Linked DNA regions of Homo sapiens: all the other regions are linked to region 3. A link is a contact called in ENCODE Hi-C or POLR2A ChIA-PET data. All regions are on one chromosome and are shown on one strand. Each heading gives the region's core, a stretch centred on a gene start or an enhancer-like site at or near the end of the contact. The rest is flanking DNA. Distances are from core to core; before and after follow the strand shown.

Region 1 (2,708 bases), core at 60-2,559, 480 kb before region 3:
GCACATGGTGTCCTGGATGGGGAGTGAAGAAAGCATGTGTAGCAAGAATGACTATCGATTTTGCTGTAGTTCCCGGAGGACGAGGACTGAGAACTGACCACTAACAATATAGAGATCACTGACAAAGAGTTTTTAGTGGAGTGGTTGTGTTACCGGAAAAGGGTCCTGATCCAGACCCCAAAAGAGGATTCGTGGATCTTGTGGAAGAAAGAATTCCAGGCCAGTCCACAGAGTAAAGTGAAAGCAAGTTTATTAAGGCAGTGAAGGAATAAAAGAATGGCTACTCCATAGAGCAGGGTGTTCCCAAAAGCACGAGGAGGAAGGCGTCCACCTGGGTACGCTTGTTTATATGTAAGATAAAAGCCAAAAAACATCACGGGGGAGACGTGCTGTACTACCTGGGCTCGTCAAAGGATTGCCAATCTTTGCATAACGCCTGTCCTCCGCAAGCATCTGTATCATTATCTTTAAAGCGAAACTTCAACTAAGAATGCTTCTTGTTCTTAAGATACCCGGACATCGGGACCTAAGTTCCGGGTCTGCTGCGTAAAAGTTTATTAACCTGTTCCCGTGACCGTAAACGCCCGACTCCTGGGGATGCAGCCAGCGGGGTTCAGCCTCAGTTTACCCAGCGCTGTTCGAGCTGGAGTCGCTCTGGTTGGAGCGCCTGACCGCGAGGGCCGAGGTCAGGCCGGACTGGGGTTCTCCGGAGCGAGCAGGAGAGGAGCGGGGCTCCTGCGGAGCGGCGCGGCGGGGAGGCCGAGGGCAGGGCGGGCTCGAGCTCGGGCTCTTCTGGCAGCGCCTCCATCCCCGTTCCGTTCACCCGGCAGCCGCCCCGTGGAGGAACCGCGCCCCATCTTTAGCCCTGTGAAACAGAAAGGCCCTTCCTCCGGCAGGCAGCTGAGGGAAAGATCGCCCTGCAGGGGATGTCGGGCCTGTCACTGCTTTGTTGCGGGCCACAGTTCCCTCCCTTCTCCGAGCGGGTCGCACGTCCGAAGGTCACCCCCGCCAGGTGGCTAGGCCCTGTCGCCACTCGACAGAGGACCGAGGAGGAACCAACCCACTGCCCAGACTGCAGCGCCGCCACGCTAGGGCCCGCGCCGACAACCGTCATGACTGGGCATGCGCAAACGGCCCCGCCGGGAGCCATTTCGCCGGGCTGCAGGGCTCGAGGAGAGAGCAGGTGCGCAGGCGCCGGGCGAGAGGCTGCGCCTGCCCTACCCTGGAGCGCGCGTGCGCGCGAGAGCCGGAAGGGGCGGTGCCTGGCGCGGCGCCTGCGCAGTGGGGCGGTGCCGGGGGCGGGGCGCGGCGGCTGTCAGCTGACTGTGGCGGCGGCGGCCTCGAGGTGACAACTGTCTCCGTCGCAGGCTCCGGCGGGGGCGCAGGAGGTCGCCCGGCGCGTCACTGTCGGGTCGGCGAGCCACGGGGGCCGCCGCAGCACCATGGCGACCACCGTCAGCACTCAGCGCGGGCCGGTGAGGCAGCCGGGCGAGGGTCGGGCGGGGGCGGTGACCTGCGGTTGCGGGCGGGGCCTTGGGTCAGGGCTACTGCTCAGCTGCGGCTGGCGGGCCGACTCCGCGGCTCTCCCGGGGCACGCGGGGCGCCTGGCCGGCCGGAGGGGAGCGGCGGCGTCCACACCTCGGGGCGGGGCGGGCCGGACGGACGCGCCCACGCTGCAGGAGGCTTGAGCTCACCGCCGTGCCGGGGCAGAGCTTTGGGGAGGCAGCCCCGGGGGAGGGGGCCTGCGCCCGTTGTGAGCCCCAGATGGAGGCGGGCCCCGTGCCCCATGGTGCCCCAGAGGGAGGCAGGCCCCGCTCCCCAATGGTCTCCAGATGGAGGAGGGCCCGGTGCCCAGATGGAGGCGGCCCCGAGCTCTGACTCCCGAATGGAGGAGGGCCCCGCACCCTAATGGTCCCCCAGGTGGAGGCGGGCCCTGAACCCTAATGGTCCCCTAGATGGATGCGGGCCCTGCTCCCTGATGGCCCCCCAGGTGGAGGCGGGTCCCGCACCCTGATGGCACCCTAGATGGAGGCGGGCCCCGCACCCTGATGGCCCCCCCAGGTGGAGGCGGGTCCCGCACCCTGATGGCCCCCCAGGTGGAGGCGGGCCTGCACTCTAGTTGGTCCCATAGATGATGGCTGTTTCCTCTTTCTCATTTACACAGAGTGAGGGCAGTGGTGACCACTTCTTGGGCCCAATTGTGTCCCCGGTTAGTGGCCACCGTGCAAAACCTCAGTTTCTTCATTTGCAAATGAGAGGATAGGCGCCAGGAACTTCAGAGAACCTTTCCTGCTCTGAATTCTCTCCTGAGAGTTGCCTGGCAGTTTCTTCTATAGCATTAATATTGCAGGAGAGCTGGTGTAGACTGACTCAGAGATGATGGGCTCCTGGCGTGAGTGGCCTCCTGGCTCACTGTTAGGGCCTTCTTGCATTGCTGTAAAGGAATACCGAGACTGGGTAATTTGTAAGAAAAGAGATTTAATTGGCTCCCGGTTCTGCAGGCTGTACAGGTAGCATGGTGCCGGCATCTGCTCCTGGGGAGGCCTCTGGAAGCTCCCAGTCATGGCGGAAGGCCAAGTGGGAGCTTACACGTCACATGGCGAAAGCAGCAAGAGAGTTGGGGGTGGGGAGGTGCCACACACTGTAATGACCAGATCTTGTGAGAACTCACTATCACCGGGACAGCACCAAGCCACGAGGGATCTGTC
Region 2 (2,700 bases), core at 1-2,500, 300 kb after region 3:
AGGCGGGCGCTGGACTGGGCAGAGGCAGGGTTTGCCTGACTGTAAAACGCCTTTTTTGTTTTGAGACGAAGTAGCGCTCTGTTGCCCAGTGCAGTGGCGCGATTTCGGCTCACCGCAACATCCGCCTCCCGGGTTCCAGCGATTCTCCTGCCTCAGCCTCCCGAGTAGCTGGGACTACAGGCGCGCGCCACTGCAGCCGACTAATTTTTTGTGTTTTTAGTAGAGACAGGGTTTCATCATGTTGGCCAGGCTGGTCTTGAACTCCTGACCTCAAGTAATCCACCCGCTTAGGCCTCCCGAAGTGCTGGGATTATAGGCGTGAGCCACCGCGCCCGGCCCTTTTTGTTTTTTAATGAGGATGTATTTCTGATTCCTTTGCAATTTTAAAAAATGTTAAAAACATGTCTTTTTGGGTTTGAAAGAGCTAGGATGTGCGTCTATGTGCTTGGGGTGAGCCCTGGGCACTTCGCTCCCCTGTGGCAACTTGTGGGTACGGTTTAACTGGACCACGCTGAGCTTCTGCAGCGTTGGAACCTCAAGTTTGGGGGGACTGGGCGGGCAGGGTCGCCTGCCACGCAGGCCCGAGAAAGAGGAGAGTGGTGGAGGGGGCGTTCTCACGCCTGGCCCCAGGGCACACGGCTGCGCCCGCCGCCCGGAACCCCACCGGGGCTGCAAGCGTCCTCGGGGTGGGTTGCGGTGGGAGTAGGGGAGCTGGGGTGCGTGGTGGTAGGTGGGGTGCGCGGCCGCTCCACCTGCGCGGAAGGGCAGCCGGGCAACCGGACCCCGCGGCCACCCGGGGGCCCCCAGCTCCGAGCATCCCGCCTTGGTCCCGGCGGATCCCAGCCTTTCCCCAGCCCGTAGCCCCGGGACCTCCGCGGTGGGCGGCGCCGCGCTGCCGGCGCAGGGAGGGCCTCTGGTGCACCGGCACCGCTGAGTCGGGTTCTCTCGCCGGCCTGTTCCCGGGAGAGCCCGGGGCCCTGCTCGGAGATGCCGCCCCGGGCCCCCAGACACCGGCTCCCTGGCCTTCCTCGAGCAACCCCGAGCTCGGCTCCGGTCTCCAGCCAAGCCCAACCCCGAGAGGCCGCGGCCCTACTGGCTCCGCCTCCCGCGTTGCTCCCGGAAGCCCCGCCCGACCGCGGCTCCTGACAGACGGGCCGCTCAGCCAACCGGGGTGGGGCGGGGCCCGATGGCGCGCAGCCAATGGTAGGCCGCGCCTGGCAGACGGACGGGCGCGGGGCGGGGCGTGCGCAGGCCCGCCCGAGTCTCCGCCGCCCGTGCCCTGCGCCCGCAACCCGAGCCGCACCCGCCGCGGACGGAGCCCATGCGCGGGGCGAACCGCGCGCCCCCGCCCCCGCCCCGCCCCGGCCTCGGCCCCGGCCCTGGCCCCGGGGGCAGTCGCGCCTGTGAACGGTGAGTGCGGGCAGGGATCGGCCGGGCCGCGCGCCCTCCTCGCCCCCAGGCGGCAGCAATACGCGCGGCGCGGGCCGGGGGCGCGGGGCCGGCGGGCGTAAGCGGCGGCGGCGGCGGCGGCGGCGGGTGGGTGGGGCCGGGCGGGGCCCGCGGGCACAGGTGAGCGGGCGTCGGGGGCTGCGGCGGGCGGGGGCCCCTTCCTCCCTGGGGCCTGCGGGAATCCGGGCCCCACCCGTGGCCTCGCGCTGGGCACGGTCCCCACGCCGGCGTACCCGGGAGCCTCGGGCCCGGCGCCCTCACACCCGGGGGCGTCTGGGAGGAGGCGGCCGCGGCCACGGCACGCCCGGGCACCCCCGATTCAGCATCACAGGTCGCGGACCAGGCCGGGGGCCTCAGCCCCAGTGCCTTTTCCCTCTCCGGGTCTCCCGCGCCGCTTCTCGGCCCCTTCCTGTCGCTCAGTCCCTGCTTCCCAGGAGCTCCTCTGTCTTCTCCAGCTTTCTGTGGCTGAAAGATGCCCCCGGTTCCCCGCCGGGGGTGCGGGGCGCTGCCCGGGTCTGCCCTCCCCTCGGCGGCGCCTAGTACGCAGTAGGCGCTCAGCAAATACTTGTCGGAGGCACCAGCGCCGCGGGGCCTGCAGGCTGGCACTAGCCTGCCCGGGCACGCCGTGGCGCGCTCCGCCGTGGCCAGACCTGTTCTGGAGGACGGTAACCTCAGCCCTCGGGCGCCTCCCTTTAGCCTTTCTGCCGACCCAGCAGCTTCTAATTTGGGTGCGTGGTTGAGAGCGCTCAGCTGTCAGCCCTGCCTTTGAGGGCTGGGTCCCTTTTCCCATCACTGGGTCATTAAGAGCAAGTGGGGGCGAGGCGACAGCCCTCCCGCACGCTGGGTTGCAGCTGCACAGGTAGGCACGCTGCAGTCCTTGCTGCCTGGCGTTGGGGCCCAGGGACCGCTGTGGGTTTGCCCTTCAGATGGCCCTGCCAGCAGCTGCCCTGTGGGGCCTGGGGCTGGGCCTGGGCCTGGCTGAGCAGGGCCCTCCTTGGCAGGTGGGGCAGGAGACCCTGTAGGAGGACCCCGGGCCGCAGGCCCCTGAGGAGCGATGACGGAATATAAGCTGGTGGTGGTGGGCGCCGGCGGTGTGGGCAAGAGTGCGCTGACCATCCAGCTGATCCAGAACCATTTTGTGGACGAATACGACCCCACTATAGAGGTGAGCCTGGCGCCGCCGTCCAGGTGCCAGCAGCTGCTGCGGGCGAGCCCAGGACACAGCCAGGATAGGGCTGGCTGCAGCCCCTG
Region 3 (2,693 bases), core at 194-2,693:
ACAAGACATTTTGTTTTTTTCTTTTTTTCTTTTTTTGAGATGGAGTTTCGCTCTGTCACCCAGGCTGGAGTGCAATGGCACGATCTCAGCTCACTGCAACCTCCGCCTCCTGAGTTCAAGCAATTCTCCTGCCTCAGCCTCCTGAGTCACTGGGATTACAGGCACCCACCACCACGCCCAGCTAATGTTTGTATTTTTAGTACAGACAGAGTTTCACCATGTGGACCAGGCTGGTCTCGAACTCCTGACCTTAGATGTTCCACCCGCCTTGGCCTCCCAAGGCAGACGACATTTCGGGACAGTCTGATCCTGGGAGGGACCTCATACCTTCCCCCAGGTGCCCCACTCTTGGCCTTCGCTCCAGACCCATCACTGGCCCTTCCCCCACAAACAGCGGCAGCTACAGCCTGGGAAAGAGGCATCATGGAATGGAGCTGGAGGGGGACAGACCTTACCACTGAGCTGAGAGGGGATATTCACCCTCCATGAAGGAGCCAGGGCCTAAATACACGCAGGAAGGGTGGCACAGGCAGACCCTGCCACCAGCGGGGGGATGTGTCTGCCACCGGGGGGCGGGGTGTGCGTCTGCCACCGATGGGGGGATGTGTGAGCCCCTCAAGGACCTGCCCCTGGCCTGGCTGTAAGGTCCCAGGCTTTCTGGAGAAGTTGGTTCTGGGCACAGATGCGTCCTCCACCGCGAGGACACAGGCGACCCGCTGAGGAGTGGCCCCTCTTCCCAGGAATGCCTGGTCCCTCTGGACCCCCTGGGAAAGGGCCTTCCAGAAATAGTTGTCTGTTCCTCCCCAAGTCCCCGGGACCTGCACCAGGCCCCTGGGCGGCCCGCGCCCTATCAGGGGGAGCCCCAGTCAGGGGGACCTGGGACTCCGCGCCTGCCAAGCGTCCCCGGGGCACTGCAATGAGGTCACCGCCGCCGCCGACCCCGCCCGGCGCGGCCAATGGCGCGCCCACTTGCACGCGGGCGGGGGCTGCTGCGGGCGGAGGGAAGACTGCCGTGTCCAGGGACAATGAGCAGGGTGTCCAGGCTGCGCGTCCCGGGACCCCTGGGCTGAAGGGGGCCGTCAGGCCGGTCCAAGGGCCCGGGAGGCGCCTCTCCTTCCCGCTGCGCCTCCCCAACCCGCCCGGAGTCCGCCTCCCGCGGAAGGGCAGGCGAGGGAGCTGGGGCAGGCGAGGGAGCTGGGCCAGGCGGTGGGTGCGGCCTCCCGGAACCTCCCGGCGCCTGCGGCTGGGCCTCCGGGGCTGGGGCGCGCAGGGCCTTCGGCCCCCTCGCGCCCCTCGCCCCCCTCGCGCCCCTCGCCCCCCTCGCCCCGCTCGCCCCGCTCGGCCGAGCTGTCGTGGCCGCGCACTCACCTACCACGCGTCCGAGTCCGGGCCCTGGCGGCGGCGGCAGCAGCTGCGGGGGCGGCGGCTCCCAGCGCTGAGAATGCGCGGCCCGGAGCCTACGAGGGGGACGCCCCGCCCCGCCCCGCCCCGGCCCCGCCCCGGCCTCAAGCCCCTCCCGCGGCGGCGGGCGCTCGGCAGGTCTGAACCCGCGTGGGTGTAGGCGCTGGGGGTCGACCTGGCACTGCGGAGGCCGGGCGAGCTGCAGCCCTGGGGGCGCCAATAGCCCAGCAAGGGCCCATCCCGTCCAAGGACGGAGGAGCTGGGCGGGAGGCGGGCCCGGAGGTAAGACGGCGACCAGCCTAGCCAGAGGCCCTGGGCTGTGGCGACCCGGCCCTCCTCCATGCCCAACCCCCATCTCTTTCTCCTCACCCAGGAACCGCCCAGAGGCTGCAGGGGTCGGCAGAACCGATGCCGGCCTGGGGCGTGGGAGGGCCTAGCGCTGTGGGCAAATGCGGGAGAAGGGCTACTGTACGTGCAGTGTGGACAGCCTGGAGACCCGGGCAGGCCTGGGGTCCCAGCGAGACATACCCATGGGGTCCTGGGGGGCCCATGCCCTCCAGACTGGAAGGGACCACTGGGAGCGGTGCGAGGAGGTGAGGGACGAAGGGCAGGGCCGGCCTAGGGCTGCACCAAGACGCCAAGAGTGGGAGTGAGGAAGGAGGGGGCTGCCCACCCACCAAGCTCATTCATCACAGCCACAGGGGAGGACCAGCATGGGAGGGGGTGGCCGACTGAGGCCGGGAACCTGCCCGGCCTCCCTGGCGAGACAGTGGGGAGCCCTGATCCACACACTGGCGAGGGCCCCGAGGGGCTCCAGCCTTGATGGGTAGTGTGAGTTTGGGGCATGACCAGGGACACAAGAGGACACGCAGGACCTCAGCCCCATCGCCACAGGCCCGCGCTCCCTGTATTCACCCACACAGCACGCGTGCACAGGTGCCCACCTCATCCATGTGGCACACACAGGCTGTGGCTCCCAGACACACGGAAGGCCCAGGAGGACGCAGTGCAGTCAGTGGGTTTTATTTGACGAGGGGGTTTTCTGCTGAACTGAGATGGGGTTGATTGAACGGGGACAGAGCGAAGACTGGCAGAGGGCACACACGGGACCCTGGCCACTCCCGGGACCCTGACCACTCCTAGGCTAGGTCCTTCATGTCTTCAGTCAGGCGAGCCTGGGGCCCACTGGGGAGAGCCTGCATCCTGAGTGGGCACCCCCGACCCATGACAAGCCTCCTGCAAGGGCAGCTTCTAGCTCATGGTCCGTGAGTCACTCGGGGCTGGTCACCGGG

Evidence for each region. Hi-C counts contacts between places; a loop is a spot of excess contacts on that map. ChIA-PET counts read pairs that join two places held with the same protein, here RNA polymerase II (POLR2A). Pooled maps may share reads with other maps.
Region 1: a loop to region 3 is called in a pooled map, with 6 times the contacts of the local background. The contact joins the promoter of TOLLIP here to the promoter of CD151 in region 3. A Hi-C loop is called at or near these places in 1 of 168 maps with a recorded cell type or tissue (CD4-positive, alpha-beta T cell), 9 of 37 single-sample maps with no recorded cell type and 10 of 50 pooled maps. POLR2A ChIA-PET finds 5 or more read pairs at or near these places in 1 of 52 experiments (MCF 10A).
Region 2: a pooled map shows a loop between it and region 3 (5-fold over the local background). The contact joins the promoter of HRAS here to the promoter of CD151 in region 3. A Hi-C loop is called at or near these places in 4 of 50 pooled maps. POLR2A ChIA-PET finds 5 or more read pairs at or near these places in 4 of 52 experiments (BJ, H1, HCT116 and 1 more).

What each region holds. Positions count from the first base shown.
Region 1 is chr11:1,308,233-1,310,940 of GRCh38, reverse strand. TOLLIP (toll interacting protein) reads left to right here and starts at 1,309. Exons shown (of 6, transcript NM_019009.4): 1 at 1,309-1,475. The coding sequence starts at 1,443. It overlaps TOLLIP-DT (TOLLIP divergent transcript), which reads right to left and starts at 1,233. Exons shown (of 1, transcript NR_029409.1): 1 at 234-1,233. RefSeq lists an enhancer at 152-913 and a silencer at 1,144-1,853.
Region 2 is chr11:534,126-536,825 of GRCh38, reverse strand. It overlaps HRAS (HRas proto-oncogene, GTPase), which reads left to right and starts at 1,250. Exons shown (of 6, transcript NM_005343.4): 1 at 1,250-1,410; 2 at 2,451-2,614. The coding sequence starts at 2,504. It also overlaps a transcript of LRRC56 not described here. RefSeq lists enhancers at 591-1,298, 1,320-2,176, 2,177-2,700 and a silencer at 2,154-2,313.
Region 3 is chr11:831,702-834,394 of GRCh38, reverse strand. It overlaps CD151 (CD151 molecule (Raph blood group)), which reads right to left and starts at 1,443. Exons shown (of 9, transcript NM_004357.5): 1 at 1,369-1,443. CRACR2B (calcium release activated channel regulator 2B) reads right to left here. Exons shown (of 9, transcript NM_001286606.2): 9 at 2,409-2,693. The coding sequence ends at 2,686. RefSeq lists enhancers at 1-46, 2,203-2,693 and silencers at 878-1,107, 1,118-1,767.